Regions from separate parts of the Homo sapiens genome. Here region 2 is linked to region 1. A link is a loop called in an ENCODE intact Hi-C map of the cell type or tissue named here. Cell type or tissue: adrenal gland. All regions are shown on one strand. Links, peaks and the distances in the headings refer to the core of each region. The heading gives the core; the rest is flanking DNA. Region 1 overlaps TLK1 (tousled like kinase 1). Region 2 holds the start of LOC124906092.

What was found. A loop is a pair of places that touch in the nucleus more often than their neighbours do. Peaks named below come from ENCODE experiments on the same cell type or tissue, not always from the same donor. Only the 100,000 strongest peaks of a DNase experiment are listed, where the experiment ranks them.
Region 2: it touches region 1 in a loop (2.2-fold over the local background); 23 of 110 quality-filtered maps call a loop at or near these places.

Annotation. Positions count from the first base shown.
Region 1 is chr2:171,087,520-171,100,061 of GRCh38, forward strand. The region is part of intron 2 of TLK1 (tousled like kinase 1); the gene reads right to left. Among named protein-coding and RNA genes, the nearest start is that of TLK1, 67 kb to the right of the region's middle. In adrenal gland, for the core only: no CTCF peak of the experiment used is centred there; no DNase peak of the experiment used is centred there.
Region 2 is chr2:171,134,998-171,147,539 of GRCh38, forward strand. All of the region lies in intron 1 of TLK1 (tousled like kinase 1), which reads right to left. It overlaps LOC124906092, which reads right to left and starts at 8,508. Exons shown (of 1, transcript XM_047446755.1): 1 at 1-8,508. It also overlaps the pseudogene LOC124906168. In adrenal gland, for the core only: a CTCF peak has its summit at 6,471; no DNase peak of the experiment used is centred there.

The DNA of each region.
Region 1 (12,542 bases), core at 2,955-10,954:
AAAATGAGAAAAATATGCAGAAAAAAATATTTGAAAAAATGACAGCCAGAAAAATCCCAAAATTTGGCAAAGACATTAATTTACAGATTGAAGTTCACTCAATCTCCCAAGCAGGATAACTACAAAGAAAACCACACCTACGCACATCATAGTCAAACTGCTGAAAAACCAAAGATAAAGAAAACAATCTTGAAAGCAGCTGGAGAAAGTACACATGAGAACAAAAAAGGATAAAAGTAACAGTTGACTTGTCATCATAAATGCTGGAGGCCAACTTCACTCTGGAAATAGTGAGCTAGGAGAACTCTGTACTAAGATGCATAAGGCACAGCTGAGAAAACAGAGAAGGTTAAGTAGAAAGTCTACACTAAAGAGACCCTTAGGCCCTTTCTTGTTCTCAATTCTAAAAAGTTAGCAGCCAAGCTTTTACTCCACAGGTATGAGATGATAAAAATCTCTCTCTGGGAGATTCTATAAGTCCCTCAGAGAAATGACTTAACTAGATCATCCTACTGCAAAACCCATCCATGGCTGGGTATGGTGGCTCACACCTATAATCCCAGCACTTTGGGGGGCTGAAGTAGACGGATGGCTTGAGCCCAGGAGTTTGAGACCAGCCTGGGCAACATGGTGAAACCCTGTCCCTACAGAGGAAAAAAAAAATTAGCCAGATGTGGTAGCATGTACCAGCAGTCCCAGCTACTCAGGAGGCTAAGGTAGGAGGATCACTTGAGCCCAGGAGATAGAGGCTGCAGTGAGCTGTGACAGTGCCACTGCGCTCCACCCTGAGCGACTGAGACCCTGTATCAAAAACACCCCAAAAAACAAAACCCATCCATCAGTCAGTAAACCCTGCCCAGTTACACAGTTTCCAGTAAGTGTTTAAGTGCCTAATGCACAGATATGAACAAAGTCCAATATCACTCAAAAAATTCTTCCAGAACTGGAAAGCATGTTTCTGGATTGGAAAGACACATTTTTAAAAAATCAAGCACAATGGCTTAAAGAAAACCAAACCAAGATACATCAGAATAAATAATTTCAAATTCTAGAGACAAACACAAGCTCCTAAATAAAAGCTTCGAGGGAAGAACAAATAGAGTATTTACAAAGAATCAGGAATCAGAATGGCATTGGAGTGTGCAACAGTAACACTGGAAGCTAGAAGACAATGGAACAATGCCTTCAAAATTCTGAGAAAATGATTTCCAACCTAGAATTCTACCCGTCAGATACACTAAAAACAAAGTGGGAGGAGGAAAATATGCAAGGTCTCAAAAATTTCACTACCCATATATCTTTCCTCAAGAAGCAACCAGAGAATCTGCTCCACCAAAAACAAAGAAATAAAGCAAGAAAGAGAAGATATGGGATACATGAAATAGCTCAAACACAGGACAGACACAAAAGTCTCCCTGATCCTATGATGATCTTGGCTCACTGCAAACTCCACTTTCCGGGCTCAAGTGATTCTGCCTCAGCCTTCTGAGTAGCTGGGATTACAGACATGTGCCACCATGCCCGGCTACTTTTTGTATTTTTGGTAGAGACAAGGTTTCGCCATGTTGGCCAGGCTGATCTCGAACTCCTGGCCTCCCAAAGTGCTGGGATTACAGGAGTGAGACACCACATTTGGCCTGGCTTTGAAATTATGAACATGAATTGTGTGTCTTTTCCTTCTTGATTTGTAGGAATTCTTTCCATATTCAGGACATGAATCTATGGTTTGCCTTTTCACACCTTACTGTGTCATTTCAACGTAGTTACATTTATCAAATGTTTTTCTTCTTGGCTACTGCCTTTTGGAACCTATTTATGAAATCTCTGCCAATCTAAGGTAATGAAGACAGTCTATTCATTTTATTAAAGTTTTATTGCTTTACCTTTCCCATTTAAATCTACAATTTACTTGAAATTGATTTTTCTATCATGATAAGAGTTCAAAGTGAAGAGTTATTTATTTTCCCTTATAGATATCCAATTGATACAGCACATCTATTTTAACGATCAACTCTTTCCCACTGCACTGCAATATCACCTTTGTCATAGATCAAGTTACTATTTACAGATGGGTCTACTGCTGGACTTTATTCTCTTTCATTGGTCTATTTTTCTATCCATGTCAATATCAGACTGACTTAATAACTAACTTTCTCTTTATTTTTTAAGAGACCAGGTCTTGCTCTGTCACTCAGGCTGGAGTGCAGTGCAGTGGCATGATCATAGCTCACTGCACCCTCGAACTCCTGGGCTCACGTGATCCTCCCGTTCAACCTCTTAAGTAGCTGGGATTACGGGCACAAGCCACCGTGCCTGGTTTAATTTTATCAATAATACCACAAAATATTCTTGATATCTAGTAGTATAATTCTCCCAGCTCTGTTATTGTCCTTTAAGGCTGCCTAGACCATTCTTGGTCTTTACATTTTTATATAATTTTGGAATCAGCTTGTTACTTTCCACCCTCCCCAAAATCCTGCTGGGATTTTAATTGGTATTGCACTGAAGCTACAAATCGATTTAGTAAGAACTGATAGCTTTATAACATTGAGTCTTCCAATATTTGAATATTGCATCTCATTTACTAAGGCCTTTTCTGATTTCACTGTTTTACAGTTTTCAGTGAAGATGTCTTGAGTATCTTTTGTAAGATTTATTTCAACTTATATTTTTATTATAAAGATTTAATAACATATTTATATTAACAATTTTTAATACTGTATATGGTACCTTTCTAAAACTTCATTTTCTACTTTCTACTTATTTGTTGTTGATATGCAGAAAATATAACTGGTTTTAATATATGATTTATAATCAATGACCTTAACTAATTTACTTATTAGTTTTAATTATTTTTAGATTCCTTGTGATTTTTCTCTAGATCATAATCATGTTATGGGGATAATCTTTATTTCTTGATATGAGTGCTGCTTACATCACTGTGTTCAGTTTGTGAACATTCATTGAGTGTACTTATGATTTGTGCATTATTCTAAATGTAGTGAGGAAGAGAACTACTTATCGCCTATGCTATTTATTTGAACGGTTTTTTGCTACAAAGTCATCAAATCCTTGGGATTTTCCTAGGTATTCACTTTCTAAAATCATGTATTTAAAAAGGTTAAATTTCAGTATTAATTCTTTGGAGACTAAAGCTGGTAATATTTCCCCATAGATAAGCACTCATTTATTCTTAATGCTTTTTATACCAGAATTCATTCTCTATCAATAAAAATATCTTTCCTAGCTCCACTATAACTCCACTTTATAAGGCTTTTTATTGGTAATGTTGCCAAAAGTTTAGTAAAAAGAACAATATTTAAACTAGCAGACACAATAGTTTTTTACTAAGAAACTATTAAAATTAAATTGAAAATTAATTTCCTCAGTCGCACTAGCCATATTTTAAATCCTCAGTAGCCACATGTGGCCAGTGGCTACTATTAGGCCATACAGATACAAAAGATGGCCATCATATCAGAAACTTCTATTAGACAGAGTTGCTATAAGATAGGGGATCAGCAAACTATGGCCCTCTGCCTGGTTTTTATATAAAGTTTTACTGGAACAAAGCCATACTCATTTCATTACATATGGTATATGTCTGCTTTAGTACTAAAATGGCACAGTTGAGTAGTTTTGATAGAGACCACATGACCTACAGATATTTAGTTACCTGGCACTTTACAGAAAAAGTTTGCCGACCTCTGCTACAGACATACGAAAATCACAAAAATCAGTGCTTGAGTTCAATGCTTGAGAGGAGCTATATGGGTTAAGAGGGAATATTATATTTCAACAATAGATGCCCCCATCTAACCAGACATAATCTAGTATAAACATTCCTTGCATCCCTAAAAAGCATTAACTGTCTTAAATTTGGGATTTGAAAGTCAAGTCTTATGATTCAGAACACAGTAAACATTTCCCATTTTAGGTATTCAACCTCCATTCCAATTTCATGACAGCAACATAGTTTCTTTTTAGAAAACCATCCTGTCCTTGTATTTTTGGTAGGACTGGAAATCAACCTGCCCAGCAACTAGAGAAATTCTAAGGAGGGTCCTTCTCCCATACATAATCTTTACCCATACCTATAATCGAGAAACAAAGGGGAAAATTAATCAACTCTCTTCCCCAGAAGTTTGAATCTCAAAGGAATGATATAATAAGCATGGGATGGCGGGGGGGTGTCTTTGTTGTTGTTGTTGTTGTTGTTGTTGTTGTTGTTGTTGTTGTTGTTTAGACGGAGTCTCACTCTGTCTCCCAGGCTGGAGTGCAGTGGCATGATCTCGGCTAACTGCAAGCTCCGCCTCCTGGGTCCATGCCGTTCTCCTATCTCAGCCTCCCGAGTAGCTGGGACTACAGGCGCCTGCCACCGCGCCCGGCTAATTTTTTGTATTTTTAGTAGAGACAGGGTTTCACCGTGGTCTCAATCTCCTGACCTCGTGATCCGCCAGCCTCAGCCTCCCAAAGTGCTGGGATTACAGGCATGAGCCACTGCGCCCGGCCGTCTTTTTTTTTTTAATCCACTGGAGATCCCACAATCAAAAGGATGAGCAGTTTCTGTTGCTTCATCACCCAAGGTTGCCCTGGTTCCTGTGCAACTCTGGTCTTCCAGGCTTCCAAATCATTCTGTGAATTGACTGATATTCGATCAATAACTTCCCTTCTTTGCTCAAGGTAGCTAGAGAGCTGGGGTTTATTTCTGCCAAAGAAAAAAAATCCATATTGTTTTGGCAAAAAATCTGGAGTGGACAAAAGTAGAAAACGAAGTCAAATGTCTTAAAGAAGACTTGTCCATCAATGACATTCACTTTCACACTACATATTTTCACTATGACCAGCTGTAGGCAAAACTGTAAGACAGACTAAGTTTTGGTTACCATCCACATTCTTATCAGCACCACCACTACTGGCTCTCTGTAGTTGTCAATTAATTCTAAATATTAATCAAAGTGTTCAGATTTTAGCTTGTAGCTGCCATCTCCCCAAATATCTCTTTAGTTCACTAATATCCCAAAATATCTATTTACTGTGCCAATAGATTTAATTAGAACACTTCATATTTTAACATGTTTTTTGAAATGTGGGTTAAACCTGCAAACTGTTAAGACCACCCTCCTACCCCCATGGACAAAATGATGAATATGTCCACCTGGAAGTTACCAAACTATGCTTGCTCTGCTGTGGTTACTACTAGAACAGACTAAAAGCATCTGAGGGCAAGGATTTTGTCCTCTGTCTACAAACCAAGGACACTAAATGGAACCTTACACATGAGTACTTTAAAGTATATGCTAAGGAAATGAAGCAACTAGATGGGTACATTTTTTTTTACGTGATGTTAACAGGTTAGAAGTTAGGAAAATTAGTAAAATAAACAGACACTGGCCTTATTTTCAGTTCCAAAGAGCTTGCTGATACTGGGCAGTGCTAAGAACATAATATTAAAGCAAGTCCAGAAGGACCACATGACTCCATGTAAACTCTAAATGCAATTCAAAATTTTCCCCCAGTACTCTTAAAAATATATGCCAGTCTCAAAATTAGCCTCCTACTGCCTAAGTCTCCAAAGTTTCTGAATCAGGATACACTGTTTTGATTTCTTATAATAAAAGGATTTCATTCCCCCAAAATTGAGGACATAACTAAAGAGTAGACACAGAGCTAAGTGCTGAGACCATTAAAATATGCCACACAGTCCTTTGTCTTCAAGAGCTTAGTAGGCTAGTAAGAAACAAATAATTAAAATGTGATGGGAAAAATTTTGTCTAGGTACACACAGGTGTTGAAGAGGGACACAGGAGGTCCACCAGATTTGGATTTGGGCAATTAGATGGAATGAGGTAATCAGAGAAACATCCTTAAAGTGATACCTGATCTGACCTTGACATTCAAAGAGTGATGCATCTGATGAAAAGAAAGGGCATATGGGCATCTGAAACAAAGTGAACTGTATGTTCAAAGGAAAGATGTGAAAAACCATATCCATTTAGGGAACCACAAATAGGCTGTTCAAAGTACAATGTGAAGAAAAGATGGAAAGTGGGGCATGAAACTGGGCTACAGTGGTAAGGTAGGAATCCGAAAAATGTCAGGTAATTTGAACTTCAACTTAAAAACTATGTGAAACCATTAAAAAAAAAAAATTCCAAGCAACACCTTCTTAATGCCACTGTTAAGAAGGCTAGGAGAATCAATAAGTTAGAATAGGTAAGTAAGATCAGGCCTGCTTTTCTGGTCAAATCTATGGGGAAGAATGTCTGTAGGGCTACATAAAGGTAGATCTGACAGAGATTTAAGTTGATCACTTCTGCATAATGAGAAGACTCCCCTTACCCACCTGTCCCATGCTGCTCTAGACGCCACCTGATTGTAGCCAACACCAGGAGTAAGAGAAGGGAACACCTGTAAACCTCACCACCAACCAATCTATCACTACTCAGAAGATCACCAGCCTAACCAGAATGGATGCTGTGGCAAGAAAATCTTACAGGTAATTTAAGGAGCCTAATTACCTTGCAAGGGAGAGCCCTAGTCAAACACAGAATAGGTGGCTCAACTAGAGGAGAAATTACGGTCAGAGCAGAAATAGGTCTTTTATAAGTATATTATTTGAATTTTAAAGTAAATATAATTAGAAATAAAAGAGTTGACAGTGAAACGCAATTGCAAAAATCTAAATTCAGTAAAGAGTAGGGGCAGAAGCACTGCTAGAAATGAAATTAGTAGTCTAGAAAATGAAGTAGAATCATCCCGTTAACATCAAAATATGAAGAAATTAAAATCATGAGTTAAAACAACAGATACAAAGGACATATCTAGGGGATCTACTATGAAAATAACTCGTTTTCAGAAGGGAGGAAACAAATTAAGAAAAAAAATCAAATATTAAAAAGAAAACTTCCCTGAGCTGAAGAAAAATTAAAACCTAGAAGACATCAAAAATAGTATCTATAAACTACTGAGATACTACGAGAAAGCAAAAGAAAGACATTTTCAGACATGCAAACTCAAAACATGGCAGCATGTATTCAAGAATGCTTAAAAGATCGACACTGTAAGGGCAAGCAATACCCTCAAACTAAATTTTCTTTTTTTCCGAGACAGAGTTTTGCTCTTGTTGCCCAGGCTGGAGTGCAATGGCGTGATCTCGGCTCACTGCAACCTCCACCTCCCAGGTTCAAGCGATTCTCCTGCCTCAGCCTCCCGAGTAGCTGCGATTACAGGCATGCGCCACCATGCCTGGCTAATTTTGTATTTTTAGTAGAGACAGGGTTTCACCATGTTGGTCAGGCTGGTCTCGAACTCCTGACCTCAGGTGATCTGCCCACCTCAGCCTCCCAAAATGCTGGGATTACAGGTGTGAGCCACTGCGCCTGGCCTCAAACTAAATTTTCTAAAGGGGGAGAAGAGGGTAGCAGATACAGGTTTATGTATGACTGCCATAAAGATTTGTTATAAATCACAAACATGCAGAAATTAAACAACACACTCCTAAATAACCAATAGGTCAAAGGATAAATCTCAAAGGAAATTAGAAAAAAACTTTGAGATGAATGAAAACAAAAACACTGCATATCAAAACATATGAGATAAAGTTAAAGCAGTGCTTACAGGGAAAACTGTAACTGTAAATGTTTACATTTAAAAAGAGATCTTGAATCATAACCCAACCGTCCACCCAAAAAACACTAGAAAAAAGAAAACCAAACTAAAACCAAAGCAAGCAGGGGGGAAAATATATATCACAGCAGAAACAAATGAAATAGAGAATAGAAAAACAATAGAAAAAAAAACAATGAAACCAAAAGTTGGATCCTTGAAAACAAAATTGACAAATCTTTAGCAAGTCCTACCAAGACCAAAAGAAGGAAGACTCAAATTACTACAATCAGAAATGAAAGAGCTCGTTATTACTGACTTACAGAACTAAGAATTACAAGAAAATATAATGAAAAGTTTTATGCCAACAAATCAGATAACTAAGATGATATGGACAAATTCCTAGAAAGACACAAGCTACCAAAAATGATTCTAGAAGACATAAATATCCTCAACAAAACACTAGCAAACCAAATTCAACACCACATTAACAGGATCATCATACACCAAGATCAACTGAAACTTATTCCTGAAATGCAAGGGTGGTTCAACATACATAGTCAATAAATATGATACACCACATTAACAGAATGAAGAATAAAAATCTTATGATCATCTCAATAGATACAGAAAATGCATCTGACAAAATTCAACATCCTTTCATGATTTAAAAAAAAAAAACTTTCAACATCCTTTTGTGATTAAACTCTCAATAAACTAGGTATAGAAGAAATGTACCCAACATAATAAAGGCAATAAATGATAAGCCCACAGCTAATTTCATACTCCAGGATGAAAAGCTGGCAGCTTTTCCTCTAAGATCAGGAACAAGACAAGTAAGCCCATTCTCACCACTGCTATTCAATATAGTACCGGAAATCCTACCCAGAGCAATCAGGCTAAAGGAAAGAAAAAAAAAGAATACAAGCCATCCATGTCAGAAAAGAATAAATAAAATTATCTCTATTTGCAGATGACATAATTGTATATATGGATAACCCTGAAGATTCCACCAAGAAACTATTGGAGTCAGTTAAACTAATTCAGTAAAGTTGCAAGATAACAAAATCAACATACAAAAATCAGTTGTGGAAGGGCATGGTGGCTCATGCCTGTAATTCCAGCATTTTGGGAGGCCAAGATGGGAGGAATGCTTCAGGCCAGGAGTTCAAGACCAGCCTGATCAACATAGCGAGACCCCATCTCTATAAAAAATAAAATAAACTTTTTTTAAAATCCCACACAAAAAATCAGTTGCATTTCTATATACTAATGATCTGAAAAAGAAATTAATAAAACACTTCCATTTACAATAGCATAAAAAAAATTTAAGAATAAATTTAATCAGCCCAGGCACGGTAGCTCATGCCTGTAATCCCAGCACATTGGGAGGCCAAGGCAGGTGGATCATTTGAGGCCAGGAGTTCCAGACCAGCCTGGCCAACACAGTGAAACTCCATCTCTACCAAAAAATACAAAAATTAGCCAGGCATGGTGGCAGGCGCCTATAGTCCCAGCTACTCAGGAGACTGAAGCAGGAGAATCACTTGAACTCAGGAGGCAGAGGATGCAGTGAACCAAGATGGCACCACTGCACTCCAGCCTGGGTGACAGAGCAAGACCCTGTCTCAAAAAAAAAAAAAAAATTAACCAAGGAGGTGAAAGATCTATAAAATAAAAACTATAAAACTGTCGAAAGAAATTGAAGACAATACAAATGGAAAGATATCCTGTTTTCATGAATTGAAAGAATTAATATTGTTTAACTGTCCATGCCACCCAAAGTGATCTACAGATTCAGTGTAATCCTAATAAAACTCCAATGGCATTTTTCACAGCAATAGAAAAAACAACCCTAAATTTACGTGTAACCTCAAAAGAACCCAAAGAGCCAAAGCAAAACTGAGTAAGCACAAAGCTGGAGGCATCATAGTACCTGATTTCAAAATATACTACAAAGTAATAATAATCAAAACAGTACAGTACTGGCATAAAAATAGACATATAAACCAATGGAACACAACAGAGAGCCCAGAAACGAATCCACACATGTAGGGTGAATTGATCTTTGGCAAAAGTGCCGAGAACACACAATGGGGAAAGGATAGTTTCTTCAATAAATGGCCTTGGGAAAACTGGTAATCCACATCCAGAAGTTGGAAACTGGACCCTTATCTCATACCATATATAAAAATCAACTCAAAATGAATTAAAGACATAAGATATGAAATTTTTAAAATATTAGAAGAAAACACAGGAAAAAAAGCTTGTTGACATTGGTCTGGGCAATGATTTTTGAAAATGATCCCAAAAATATAGGCAACAAAAGCAAAAATAAACAAATGATATTACATCAAACTAAAAAGCTTATGCACAGAAGAAGAACCAATCAACACAGTAAAGAGACAATCTACATAATGGGACAAAATATTTGCAAACCATGTATCTGATAAGAGCTTAATATCCAAAATATTGTAACTCAAGAGCAAGACAACAACCTAATTTAAGAATAGGCGGCCGGGTGTGGTGGCTCACATCTGTAATCCCAGTACTTTGGGAGGCTGAGGCAGGCGGATCATATGAGGTCAGGAATTGAGACCAGCCTGGCCAACATGGTGAAATGACATCTCTACTAAAAATAACAAAATTAGCTGGGTGTTGACGGCGGGTGCCCATAATCCCTGCTACTCGGGAGGCTCAGGCAGGAGAATCGCTTAAACCTGGGAGGCGGAGGCTGCAGTGAGCCAAGATCGCATTACTGCATTTCAGCTTGGGTGACAGAGCAAGACTCCACTAGGAAAGGAAAGGAAGGGAAAGGGGAAAGGGGTGGGGCGGGGAGAGAGAGGGAGAGAGAAAGAGAGAGAAAGAAAGAGAAAGAAAAATAAAAGAAGCCAGTTAAATACTGCATGATCTCACATGTGAAATCTCATGAAGCAATGAAGCAGAGAGTACAACGATGGTTGCCAGGAACTAGGGGGTAGGGGAAATGGGGAGATTTTGGTAAAAGGGTACAAAGGTTCATCTACACTGAATAAGTTCTGAAGCTCTAATGTACAGTATGGTGATTACAGTTAATAATATAGTACCGTACACTTGAAATTTGCTAAGAGAATAGATCTTAAATGTTTTCCGCACAAAAAAAACTACATGAGGTGATGAACATGTTAATTATCTTAATAGTGTTAATCATGTCACAATATATATGTATATCAAAACATCACATATACACCTCACATATATATAATTTCTATTTGTCAATCATACCTCAATAAAGCTGGGGTAGAAAGGTAGAAATAAATAATCTGAATAGTCCTTACAAGTAAAGAAATAGTAGCAGTATAATTAAAACAAGAAAACGAATAAATATCTACCCTCGAAGAAAAGCCCAGGCCTAGATGGTTTCACTGGTAAATTCCACCAAATATGTAAAGCAGAACTAATACTAATTCTTCACAAACTCTTCCAAAGAACAGAAGGAACACTTACCAACTCATTCTGGAAAAACAATATTACCTGATAGTGAAACCAGATAAAAACATCACAAGAAAATTACAGATCAATATCCCTTACAAATATGGATGCAAAAATCCTCAACAAAATACTAGCAAACCAAATCCAGCAACATATAAAAAGGATTATACACTTTGAGCAAACAGTATTCATTCCAGGAATGCAAGGTTAGTTCAACATACACCAGCTATATTAACAGAACAAAAAATAACCACTGATCATGAACAGACATAGAAAAAATGTCTGCCAAAACCCAACACCCTGTTTCTGATTTAAAAGGAACAAAAAAGAGCCACTCAGCAATCTAGAAATAAAAGGAAACTTCCTCAACCTGAGAAAGGACATTTATGAAGCACTCACAGCTTTCCTCTCTAAGATGACAATATATGTGCTCTCACCACTTCAGTTCAACATTGTATTGGATGTTCTAGTCAATGAAAATTAGGCAAGAAAAAAATAAAAGGTAAATACTAAAGGTAAATACAGTAATAACAGCAAAACTATTAAAGCTAATAAGTTCAGAAAGGTTGCAAGACACAAGACTAACACACAAAAACCAAATGTATATCTATAAAACAGCAAAGAGCAATGTGAAAAACAAATTAAGAAAACTTCATTTACAATACTATCAAAAAAATAAAATACTTAGGAATAAACTTAACAAAACAAATGCAAGACTTATACAGTATAAACTAAAAAACATCATTGAAAGAAAATAAAGAAGATCTAAATGAATGTACCAACAGTTGTGTTCATGTGCTAGAAGACTTAATGTTATTAGGATGGCAATACTTCCCAATTCAACCTAGACATTCACCAAAATTCCTAACAAAATCCCAGGTGGCCTTTTGTTGAAATTGACAAATTGATCATAAAAGTCATATTGAAATGCAAGGGACCCAGAATAGCCAAAATAATCTTGAAAAAAGAACAGAGTTGGAGGATACACACTGCCAGTTTCAAAACCTACTACAAAGCTATATTAACCAACACAGTGTGGTATGGCGAAAAGATAGACATACAGATCAGCAGAACAGAATTAAGAGTTCAGAAATAAACCCATATATTTACAATCAATTAACTTTTGACAAAGGTTCCAGGACAATTCAAAGGGAGAAAGAATAGTCTTTTCAACAAATGTTGCTGAGACAACTGAATAGTCCAACGCGAAAAAATTATTTTGGATTCCCTACCTCATACCATATATGCAAATTAACTCAAAATGGATCAAAGACCTAAATGTAAGAATTATTTATAATTATAAACTCCCTAGAAGAAAGCATAGGTATATAAATATGTGATTCTGGATTAAGCAATGATTTCTTAGATATGACACCTACAGAATGAGACAAAAATCTGTAAATCGTGTATCTGATAAGAGTCTAGTACCCAGTAAGTATAAAGAATTCTTATGACTCAAGATT
Region 2 (12,542 bases), core at 3,115-11,114, 48 kb after region 1:
CCACATAATCTCACTTACATGTGGAATCTAAAAAATTTGAACACACAAAAGCAGAAAGAATAGTGGTTACCAGGGGCTGGGAGAAATGAGGAAATGTTGGTCAAAGGACACAAAGTTTGAGTTAGACAGAAAAAATAAGTTTTTGAGATCCATCGCACAGCAGGGTGACTATAGTTAATAATGATATATGACATGTATTTCAAAATAGCTAAAAGAATAAATTTCAAATGTCTTGCTGGAAAAATTAAAGGAGGTGACCGATATGTTAATTAGCTTTGTTTAATCATTCCACATTATGTGTGTGTTTGTGTGTGTGTGTGTGTATATATATATATATATATATATATCAAAACATGACACTGTACCCCATAAATGTATACAATTATGATTTGCCAATTAAAAATATTAATTGAGCTAGGCATAGTGTCTGGAGGCTGAGGTGGGAGGATCATTTGAGCTCAGGAGTTTGGGGCCAGCCTGGGCAATGTAACAAGATCCTATCTCTTAAAAAAGAAAAAGATGGCCAGGCACGGTGGTTCATGCCTATAATCCCAGCACTTTGGGAGGCCGAGGAGGGTGGATCACCTGAGGTCAGGAGTTCGAGACCATCCTGGCCAACATGGTAAAACCCCATCTCTACTAAAAATGTAAAAAATTAGCCGGGAGTGGTGGTGGGCACCTGTAATCCCAGCTACTCCAGAGGTTGGGGCAGGAGAATCGCTTGAACCCGGGAGGCAGAGGCTGCAGTGAGCTGAGGTCGCACCACTGCACTCCAACGTGGGCGACAAGAAAAAAAGAAAAAGATGCTCAACACCACTAATTATTAGCAAAATGTAAATAAAAAAATACAATAAGATATCACCTCACACCTATTAGAATGGCTACCATCAAAAACACTGAAAAAAAGTGTTGTCAAGGATTGTGGAAAAATGGGAACCTTTGTGTACTGTCAGTAGGAATGTAAAATGGTACAGCTAGATAGAAAATAGAAAGCAGGATCTCAAAGACATTGCTGCACACCCATGTTCATAGCAGCACTACTCACGATACCCAAGAAGTGGAAGCAACCCATGTCCAATCAAAAGATGAATGGATAAACAAAATGTGGTACACACGTACTATGGAATATTATTCAGCCTTAAAAAGGAAGGAAACACTGAAACATGACACAATATGGGTGAACCTTGAAGACGTTATGTTGAGGGAAATAAGTCAGACACAAAATGACAAATACTATATGATTCCAGTTCTGTGAGGTATCTAGAGTAGTGAAACTTACAGAGACAGAAAGTAGAATAGTGGTTGCTGGGGCCTAGGGGCAGAGGGGAATTAGAAAGTTGTTTAATGGGTGTAAAGTTACAGTTTGACAAAACGAAAACATTCTGGAGATTAGCTGCACAACAACAGGAATACACTTAACACTACCGACTTAGAAATGGCTAAGAGGTAGCCAGGCAGGGTGGCAGCCTCCAGAGGCTGAGGCAAGTGAACCTGGGAGGCGGAGGTTGCACCACTGCACTCCAGCCTGGGTGACAGAGTGAGACGCTGTCTCAAAAAAGGACAGGACAAGACAGGACAGGAAAGGAAAAGAAAAGGCTAAGATGGTACATTTTATGTCGTGTGTTTTTTAACCACAATTACAATTTTGAAAAAAAATGGCTAAAATGTTTGCATATGTACAGAGCTAACAATTTTGGTCCTTGACTTTTCTTGATCTATGAAAAGTCAGAGAAACATCTGCTCTTTAACTTAAAACTTTCAACTACCTGGATAGCTGGGTAACTAGAAGGGTTGAACTTCCTCAAGGAAAGTTACTCTATACAAGGACGGGCAGCAGTGACTACCCTGTTAAATATTATAAGGTAAAAAAATCAAGACTACTTTGTGATTAGTAAAATCAATATGAAATTCAAATATCAGTGTCCATAGTAAGGTTTTAAAGAACACAGTCATCCCACTTGTTAGCATATTGTCTATGGCTGCACTTTACCACACAAACACAAGCACCTGTCGTAGTTGTGACAACTCTTTTAAAACAGTTTAGGCCAGGTGTGGTGGCTCACACTTGTAATCCCAGCACTTTGGGAAGCCAAGACTGGTGGATTGCTTGAGCTCAGGAATTCAAAAACAGTCTGAGTAACATGGTGAAACCCATCTCTACAAAAAATATAAAAATTAGCCAGGCAAGGTGAGAGGACTGCTTGAGGCTTGGAGGTCAAGGCTGCAATGAGCTGAGATCATGCCACTGTACTCCAGGCTGGGTGACAGAGTGAGACCCTGTTTCAAAAAAAAAAAAGTTTGCTGACTCATGCTCTATATCTTATCCCAAATAAGGAATTAGATGCAGAGCAGAAATAAAACGAAGTAAATTCAAAAAAGAATATCAACAAATTAAAATGTTGATTCAATGAAGTGATTTTTTAAAAAATAAAAAGCCATAGCCTTTTCTGTGGCTTTTTATTTTATTTCTACCCCCAAGCCATCTACATATACACCCAGGCACATGCACATATGCCTTGTTTAATATCTTTAGTATCCGGAATAAGCCTCAGTTTTAAGATAAACTTTCAGCCAGGCGCAGTGGCTCACGTCTGTAATCCTAACACTTTGGGAGGCTAACGTGGGCGGATTGCCTGAGCTCAGGAGTTCGCGACCAACCTGGGCAACATGGTGAAACCCCGTCTCTACTAAAATACAAAAAATTAGCCGGGTGTGGCAGCGTGTGCCTGTAGTCCCAGCTACTCGGGAGGCTGAGGCAGGAGAAATGCTTGAACCCAGGAGGTGAAGGTTGCAGTGAGCTGAGATCGCGCCACTGCACTACAGCCTGGGTGACAGAGTGAGACTCTGTCTCAAAAAAAAATAAAATAAAATAAAAAAGTAAAAAATAAAAAAAAAACTTTCATTAGTTATTAAGCTCTTTGAGCACTCTTAATAAACAGGATTTATACAACTATTCAGTTATACAGCTTTGTCTTCTCAAATAACTGGACTGAAAGTTATTTTTACTTCATACAAATTTAGAAAAGGCATCCTATAAAAGTTAAATTATACAATAAAATTATTGAGAACTAATGATAAAAAGTTTGCATCACTTTTATCACTTTCTTAAAAGCAAGCTCAAGGGGGTAGAGATAGGGGTTGTAATTTATCGTGTGAGCTTTCAAAGATAACTAAAATGTTTGCTTATATCAAGAAGTTTTAGACAGTGTTCTAACTGGCCATGTACACATTTGTTTTAGCCAGTTAACTTATTAACATAAAATTTAAGGAAGAAGAGAATTTGCTAAATACTAATATACTTACAACGACATATTTAATATATTTATTTTGGCTTTATAATAGCAAATAGAGAGTAGAGAACTACTATAAATTGGTCCTAGCACAGAGGCTCCCATACCAAGGTATACTTATCTAAAAAATACTGCAAACCTTCAAATTTCAGATGGCAGCATTTGGAGGACAGTACGAAATAACGTAATCCCTCTTAAAAATCCCAATCATTTTTTTCTCAAGCTAGAGAAGAAAATTAGTCCAAAGAAATTTAAGTAATCTTAACATAAAAACTATCACACTCCTTGTAGTTTGTAAATACTATAGTAAGCCTTGGCAGTAATGAGCAGGAGTAACAAGTCCAAGATGAGATTTAAGACTGTTTTAATTTTTAAAACAAGTCACAAATAGAAACAGTAATAAACACGTGGAAAACTGCTTAATCTCTTGGTAATCAAATATATGTAGTAAGTAAAATAACATGTAATACCACCCCTACTTAACAAGCCAAACACTTCCTAAAAATACTAAGAGCAGTAATGTTTCCATTAAACTGGTTCATATGTATGTTGCTAGTGGCACTCTAAAGTTACAACTCGTACAATACAGTAACATCCACAAAGACATTCATATTTTTTTACTAAATAATCAATAAATTGAAACAGTAACTACAATACATAAGATGAAATTTTCCAAAGGCATAAAGGGTGTTATACAGTATGAGCAACTCTAAAAGTCTGTTTCGAAAGCTAAAACTTTTTTATATTAAACTACTGCTCAAAGGGTTATAATTTAAAAGAAGCAAAGTGACTAAGACGTGTATCACATTTTTACTTACAGGACAAAGAATTGAGTACAGAGCTGAGAAAATACCCAGCATTAAAGGAATAGGATATATATATACACACACATATTATATATAATGTTATTTCACGAAGAGCTGTCTTTTAAAAATATATTGTAATGCTCTGACGATTTTATTTGAATCCAAACTTAACTTACATTGGTACTAGCCGGTTGCCAAAAAAACTTAAAATAACAGTAATCTGGCTGGGCATGGTGGCTCACGCCTGTAATCCCAGCACTTTGGGAGGCAGGGGCGGGCAGATCTCCAGAGGTCAGGGGTTTGAGACCAGCCTGGACGACAAGGCGAAACCCTGTCTTTACTAAAGATTCAAAAATTAGCTGGGCATGGTGGCACACGAGTCCCAGCTAACTCGGGAGGCTGAGGCAGGAGAATCGCTTGAATCTGGGAGGCAGAGGTTGCAGTGAACCGAGATCCCACCACTGCACTCCAGCCTGGGCAACAGAGTGAGACTCTGTCTCAAAAACAAACAAACAAACAACAACAACAACAACAAAAACCGGTTATCTTCAAGGCATCAAAGGCAAAAATAGTTCTGCTTCCAATTAAACCTACAATTCCAGATGGCTAACTGCTCCACAAGTTGGTCCTATTCAAACTCTGTATATAACCCAGTGGTCCCCAACCTTTTTGGCACCAGTGGCCAGTTTCATGGAAGACAATTTTTCCATGGACCAGGGGTGGGGTGGGGTGGGGTGGGGTGGAGTGGAGATGGTTTCAGATGAAACTGTTACACCTCAAATCATCAGGCATTAGTTAGATTCTCATAAGGAGCAAGCGACCTAGATCCCTCGCATGTGCAGTTCACAACAGGGTCCACGCTCCTCTGAGAATCTAATGCCACGGATGATCTCACAGGAGGTGGAGCTCAGGCGGGAATGCTCACTGGCCTGCTGCTCACCTCCCGCTGTGTGGCTCATTCCTCACAGGATAGCGACCAGTACAGGTATGCAGCCCTGGTGTTGTGGACCCGATATAACCAATTGATAATTTAAACAAAAGGAAGATAAAGAGAGTGAGAGAAGAAGAGCGTGGTTAAGAGGAGAAAAAGATTCAGATTCACCCAAAATTTCAAAGCCAATTAAAGAATTAAAAATAAAAGCAAACAAGGACTTTCTCCTTCCAGTAATGGTGATCAGGTCATCAAACCAATCTTCTGGCTGAAGAAACTTGAAAAGTTGAACTAAGTTTAAAAAACGAAAACTCTACTTCTAGAGATCAGGCAGTAAAGAAATGGGGCCAGAATTCACTAAGTTCCCAGAAGTGAGTCTGGTATACCAGGTTTCTTCTCCCCTACAGGCATCTGCTGATTTAAGTAGTGACTGTGAGGCTGGAAAGCTAAGCAAAACATCTGAAAGCCTCACTGGGTTAGCCAGACAAAAATGAGACCCTGAGCCTCCCCCAAACTCTGGGTTGGGATCTCAACCTCAGAGCAAAAGAATTACAATTAAAGCCCAGATTCAAATAATCTCAATCCTTAAAAGTGAATTAAGAAAAGCAGATTTATAGGGCCCCTATGTTTCTGTCAAAATTAAATGTAAATTTTATGTCATGGAAGACTACCATTATTCTAGGCCTCAAATTATTTCTACAGTTTTTCACATCAAATGTCTCATACACAATAAAAATTAACCAGAAATCCAAGAAAATAACGCAAATAAAATGCAAATGAAACATGGAACAAGACCCAAAGGTATCTAGATAATTAAGTTATCAGACACAGACTCTCGAATAAGTATGCTGAGTAGTTAACACTGAGAACTTTAGCAGAAAACCTGAAACTAAAGAGAATAAAATTGAAATTCTAGAACCAAAAAGTAAAATAAACTAAATTAAAGAACTCAGTGTATGAGTCTGATGGCATATTAGACACAGCCTAAGAGAATTAATGAAATGGAAGATTGGTCAGAAAAATATATCTTTAAAAATGCACACAGGAATAAAAAGATAAAACATACAAAAAAGGATGTAAGAAACATAGGGCAAATTTAAGAATGTTTAATACATGTATAACTGGAGTACCAGGAGGAAAGAAGATGACAAGACAGAAGCACTATCCGAAGTGATATAGTCTGAGAATTTTCCAAAACTGACGAACGAGCTCATCAGTCCTGTGCAACAGAACTTTCTATTCTATTGATAGAATGATGGAAATGTTCTCCATCTGCCAATAGAGTAACTAATAGAAACATTTGTCTACTGAGAACTTAAAATGTGAGGAATTGAATTTTTAACTTTTTAAATGTTAATTGGTATCAACAGTTACATGCAGCTAGTGGCTGGCACTGGGCAGTGCAGTCCTACGTCACAGTTATAAGAAGTCCTATAAACACCAAGCTGAACAAATAAAAGATCACACCTAGACATATCACAGTAAAACTGCTGAAAACCAAATATAAACACCCCCACTCCAACAAAAACAAAAAGTGACCAGAGATCTACAAGCTAGATTACAGTCAAAGGAGCAACAGTAAGACTGATAGTTGACTTCTCAACAGAAACTCTGGAAACCAGGTCTCAAGGGCACTGTGCATAGCTGCAACATGACAAATGAAAAAAACTGCCAACCAAGATTTCTGTATCCAGCTCCCTCCCCCCAAAAAAATCCCTTCAAGAATAAAAATGAAAAAAAAGCATTATCAGATAAGCAAAAAAGAATTCCTCAACAGATAGGCCCAAATAGAGAAAAAAAAGAGTATTTTCAGAGAGAAAATCAACCCAGCTAGAAGCCTGGAAATGCACTAAAGATTGAAGAAAAAAACTGAGTATATAAACAAATTTAAATGTATAATTACTGAATAAAACACTAATGGTAATATCTTGTGGGGAGTTAAAATATCAGAGAACTAAACTATCTGGCAATAGTATGTAATTCTGGAGAGGGAAATGTACAGTTAATGTTTTCTAATGTTGCTGCACTGACCAGAAAGAGAAAAAAGTGCTAACTTATATCACACTTTAACACAGAAAGGAGGCATATTGTAATCTCTAGGATAAATATTAAAAACAAATTTAAAAAAAGATGGTCTAACTATTAAGCCAAGTTGGGGGGTGGGGGGTATTTGGAACAAAAAATAATAATAATCCCAAAAGCAGCAGAAAAGGAGAATAAGAGAAAGTTCAAACAGGATAAACAGAAATCATTTATTAGGAATATCAATTTAAACATATCAGCAAGTATATTAAATGTAAATGTACTACATGTTCCAATTAAAGAACAAACATGGTCAAACTAGTTTATTTAAACTAGTATATGCAACTTAAAAGATATGGCTAAAACGCGAAAGCTGAAAGAATGGAAAAAGCTGTAGCATGCAAACACCAAATGAAAGTTAGTGTATCTGCCTTAACACTAGATTAAAAACACTACAAGGTAAAATGCAATACTGAGATAAAGAGGGACACGTCACAATAATAAAAAGTTTGATTCACCAGGTAGATTTAAAAAAACCTTGACTTGTCAGCACTTTAACATAATCAAAATATATAAAACAAAAACTGACAAATTAAACAGAGAGACAAATGTTATAATCATTTGGGGATATTTTAACAAACCTTTGTCTGAATAGGAGCAAACAAATGCAAAAGCAGTAAAAATCTGAAACAGAAACAAACTTGATAGAACATATTACACCACATCTAACAACTGTAGTCTATAAATATTTTGTTGTTGTACACAAGGAATGTTTACCCAAAAAGACCATATGTTGAACCATAAAGCAAGTCTCAAATTTCCAAGAACTTAAGTCTTAGGGATTTAAATCTTACTAGAATGGAGTCAAATCAGAAATCAGGGCTGAGCATGGTGGCTCACACCTGTAATCCCAGCTACTCCGGAGGGATTCGCTTGAACCCAGAATCACTTGAACTCAGAGACAGAAGTTGCATTGAGCCAAGATCATGCCACTACTCCAGCCTGCGCGACAAATCGAGACTCCGTCTCTCAATAAATGAATGACTGAATGAAGGAATGAATGAATGAATGCACGAATGGACAAAGGGGTCAGTAGTGACAAACTTTACTGAAAGTAAGGAAATGATATCAAATGGTAAATGAATAGACAAGTAAGGTTAGTACAAAAACTATAAAATGTATTTTCCTTATCTCAGTTTCATCAAAAGATACATTTGGGAGGCCAAGGTGGGAGGATCACTTGAGGTCAGGAATTCAAGACCAGCCCAGTCAACACAGTGAAACCCCATCTCTACTAAAATACAAAAAGTTAGCTGGGTGTGGTGGCACATGCCTGTAATCCCCACCTACTCGGGAGGCTGAGGCATGAGAATTGTTTGAACCCAGGAGGCAGAGGTTGCAGTGAGCCAAGATCACACCACTGCACTCCAGACTGGGCAGAAGAGTGGGACTCTATCTCCAAAAAAAAAAAAAAAAAAAAAAAAAAAAAAAAAAAAAAAAAAAAAAAAAAAAAGGTGGGGGAGGTGGAATAGTAGAGCTATACAGGACTAAAGTTTCTATATATTGCAAGAATTAATGTAGCTATGAAGTAGACTCTGATAAGCTAAGATATATAAATGTAAACCCTACAGTAATCACTAGTAATTCAAATATAGTTTTAAAATGATTAAAGAAATTAAAATGTTACACTGGGAAATACTCATGTAATGCAAAAGACAGCAGTAGAGGAGGGAAAGAGGACAAAAGAGAAATGAGACCTATAGAAAACAAAACAAAGTGGCAGACAAATTTAACCCTATCAGTAACACTAAATGTGAATGGATTAAATAATACACTCAAGAGGCAGAAATTACCAGATTGGGTTTTAAAAGAATAAGATCCAATTAAACGCTGTCTACTTAAGACATATTTTAGATTCAAAAATACAAACGGGACAGGATAAGAGTAAATGGATGGGAAAAAACATACCATGCAAAAGAGCTGGCATGAATATACTAGTATCAGACAAACTTTTAAAAACTGGTGTTTTGAGAGGTCAAGAGAAACATTTTAAAACAATTAAGGGTCAATTTATTAGGAAGATATAAGAATTCTAATCACTTGCACTTTATGACAGAGCCCCAAATTACATGAAGCAAAACTGACAGAATTAAAGGGAGAAATAGACAAGCCAAGAACAATAGTTGGAAGAATTAAATGGCCCACTTTCAATAATGAATAGAACTAGGCAGAAGATCAATAAGGAAACAGAAAACAAACACTATAATCAACTAGATGGAAAAGACAGCTAGAGAACGTTCTGCCCAACAACACAATACACATTTTTCTAAAAAAGCACACATGGAACATTCTCCAGGATAGATGATCTATGCTAGACCATAAAACCAGCATCAACAAACTGAAAAGGATAAAAAGGATACAAAGTACGTTCTCTGATCACAATAGAATTAAATTAGAACTCAGTAACAGAAAAAAAATCGAGAAATTCACAAATATGCAGAAATTAACATATTCCTAAATAAATAATGGGTCAAATGAAATAAAAAGAAAAATTAGAAAATACTTGAGATGAATAAAAACAAAAAGGCAACATATCAAAACTTATGGAATGAACTAAATCAGTGCTTAGAGGGAAATTTACAGCTATAATGCCTATATTAAAAACAGAAAATATGGGAAAACATTTTTATGAACTTGAGATAAGAAAAGGCTTCTTAAATACCATAAAGAGAAGACAAAAGCAGGCCACAGAATAGGGGGAAAAAGTTTTAATAAAAAATAAGACTTCTCATCCAAAATACAAAAAGAATGCCTTCAAGTATGGTTTTTAAAAGACAAACACAACAGACAAATGAACAAAAGATTTGAACAAGCACTTCACAAAGGATAACGAAAAGGCCAATAAACTTTATGAAAAAGTGGTAAACATCCTTAGTCATCAGGGAAATGAAAAATTAAAACCACACAGATACCATCTTACAGCCAGGCACGGTGGCTCACACCTATAATCCCAGCACTTTAGGAAGCCAAGATGGGCAGATCACTTGAGGCCAGGAGTTCGAGACCAGCCTGGCCAACATGGTGAAACCCGTCTCTAACAAAAACACAAAAATTAGCCAGGCGTGGAGATGCACGCATGTAGTCCTAGCTACTGGAAAGGCTGAGGCAGGAGAATCGTTTGAATCCAAGAGGCAGAGGTTGCAGTGAGCCGAGATCGCACCACTGCGACAGAGCAAGACACAGACTACAAACAAACAAAAAAAGGCCGGGCACAGTGGTTCACACCTGTAATCCCAGCACTTTGGGAGGCCAAGGCGGGTGGATCACGAGGTCAGGAGTTCGAGGCCAGCCTGGTCAACATGGTGAAACCCTGTCTCTACTAAAAATACAAAAATTAGCTGGGCATGGTGGCGGGCACCTGTAATCCCGGCTACTCGGGAGGCTGAGGCAGGAGAATCATTTGAACCCGGGAAGCGGAGGCTGCAGTGAGCCGAGATTGTGCCATAGCACTCCAGACTGGGCAACAGGGTGAGACTCTGTCTCAAAAAAAAAAAAACAAAAAACAAATATAATGTATGAAGAGACAGGTATAAACATGTTCATAATACCATTATTAATATTTTGTCAAGTGGAAACAATCCAAATGTCAATCAACAAAGTATAAAATGTAGTACATTCACACAAAGTAATATTATAGTGCAATTAAAATTACAGTTTCAGAAAATAATGTGGATGAATCTTACAAATAATATGTGGGGCAAAAATATCTAGATACAAAATATATAATGCGTGGATCCATTTATATCAAACTCAAAAACAGGCATAACTAAATCAGAATAATGGTTACTTTGGGGAGCATGGAGAAGGTAGTGACTGATGGGGAAGGAGAGTGTTTGAAGTGCTGGCAATATTCTATTTCTTGTCTCAGTGGTCGTTACACAGGTCAGAGTTTATAATAACTTACTGAGCACTACTTTGTGTGCCTTTTCAGTATGTGTTATGCTTCAATATGAAAGATAAAATATATAAAATTTAGAAATAAAATCAGTTGAATCACACTAAAATTAGAGTACTTGAACTTCAGAAAGCAGTAACTTTTAAAGACTTATACTCATTAAAGTATCATAAAGAGCCAGTCATACTGAAGTGTGCCTGAAGTCCTAGCTATTTAGGAGGCAGAGGTGGGAAGATCACTTGAGCCCAGGAGTTCCAGGCTGCAGTGAGCTATGATTGCGCCACTATACTCCAGCCGGGACAACAGAGTGAGACTCTGTAAGAATGTGATTCTTTTGTAGTTCTTAAGTGTGATGACTGGGTGCTCACACACAAGAGGTGCCTCTCTCAAACCTTGTTATGACATCAGCATATGACCCATCTGATAAGAAAATAAATAAAATATAAAGAACAACTGGTATTGAATTCAATAAAAGCATAAAACTTTATACAATGGAAAATATTCAAATATATAAAAGAAAAAATATGACGGTGGAAATAGTTTCATCAAATGTAACAAGAATTAACATCACTACCATATATTCTCATGTCTAAGATACAGACGTCAAGAAAAATTGGCTTTGGGCTCTTGATAAAAATATTAAGTTCAATCTCACTACCAATCAAGACATATCAACTGAAACAAGATACCATTTTAACAGCAGTTAAACTGGAGGAAAACTGTGTAACTCCCTTCTGTAGGGAGTACTTTGTTCACAACCTCTGTGGCAGAAATACAATTTCCTTCCTTCCCACTTCTCCTTTTTAGAAAACTTTATTTCACAGCACTGGAAACAGTTGCTCAATGATCCACAAGAGAACAATGCTACTGTGATTCCTGAATTTCCGGTTTCTACCTCAGTAGGCCTCCTTAAGGCCTAACTGGGGTCTAAGGGATACCCAGCTCTATAACCTTCTACTACTAATAAATCTGTTTTGCTTAAGTTAATTTCTAGCAACCAAATGACCAATGAATATAACACCTTGATATAGCTTATCTCAGAAGCTGAAAACTGGCAATTCGGGTTGTTTTATCTAACCCACAAGGTGTTCTTCAAAAGTATAAATTAAATGTTAGAAATTATCCTTCCTCACTAGACTGTGACCAAGCTCCTAGAAAGCAAGGACTAACTTCATCATATTTATCTTTGTTTCCTCATTACTAGGCTTCAGGTCCAAAAATACTTGCTGAATGAACAAACTATGCCAATAAGTTTTCTATAAAACTCTATAGCTCTGACAACTGATTCATCTCAGAGAACAATAGACTAAAATCCCAGTTATTCCACTAAGAAAACAACAGTGACAACAGAGATTAAACGACATAAAAATACTCGCCCCCTTTGCCCAGTAAGCCAAATCTTTGAAATGTAAAAAACAAAAAGTAATTCACAGTTGTGATCATAGCACAGTACAGCCTTTCAACTTCTGGGCTCAAATGATCCTCCTGCCTCAGCCTCCCAAGTAGCTGGGACTACAGGCATGCTCCACTGCACCTGG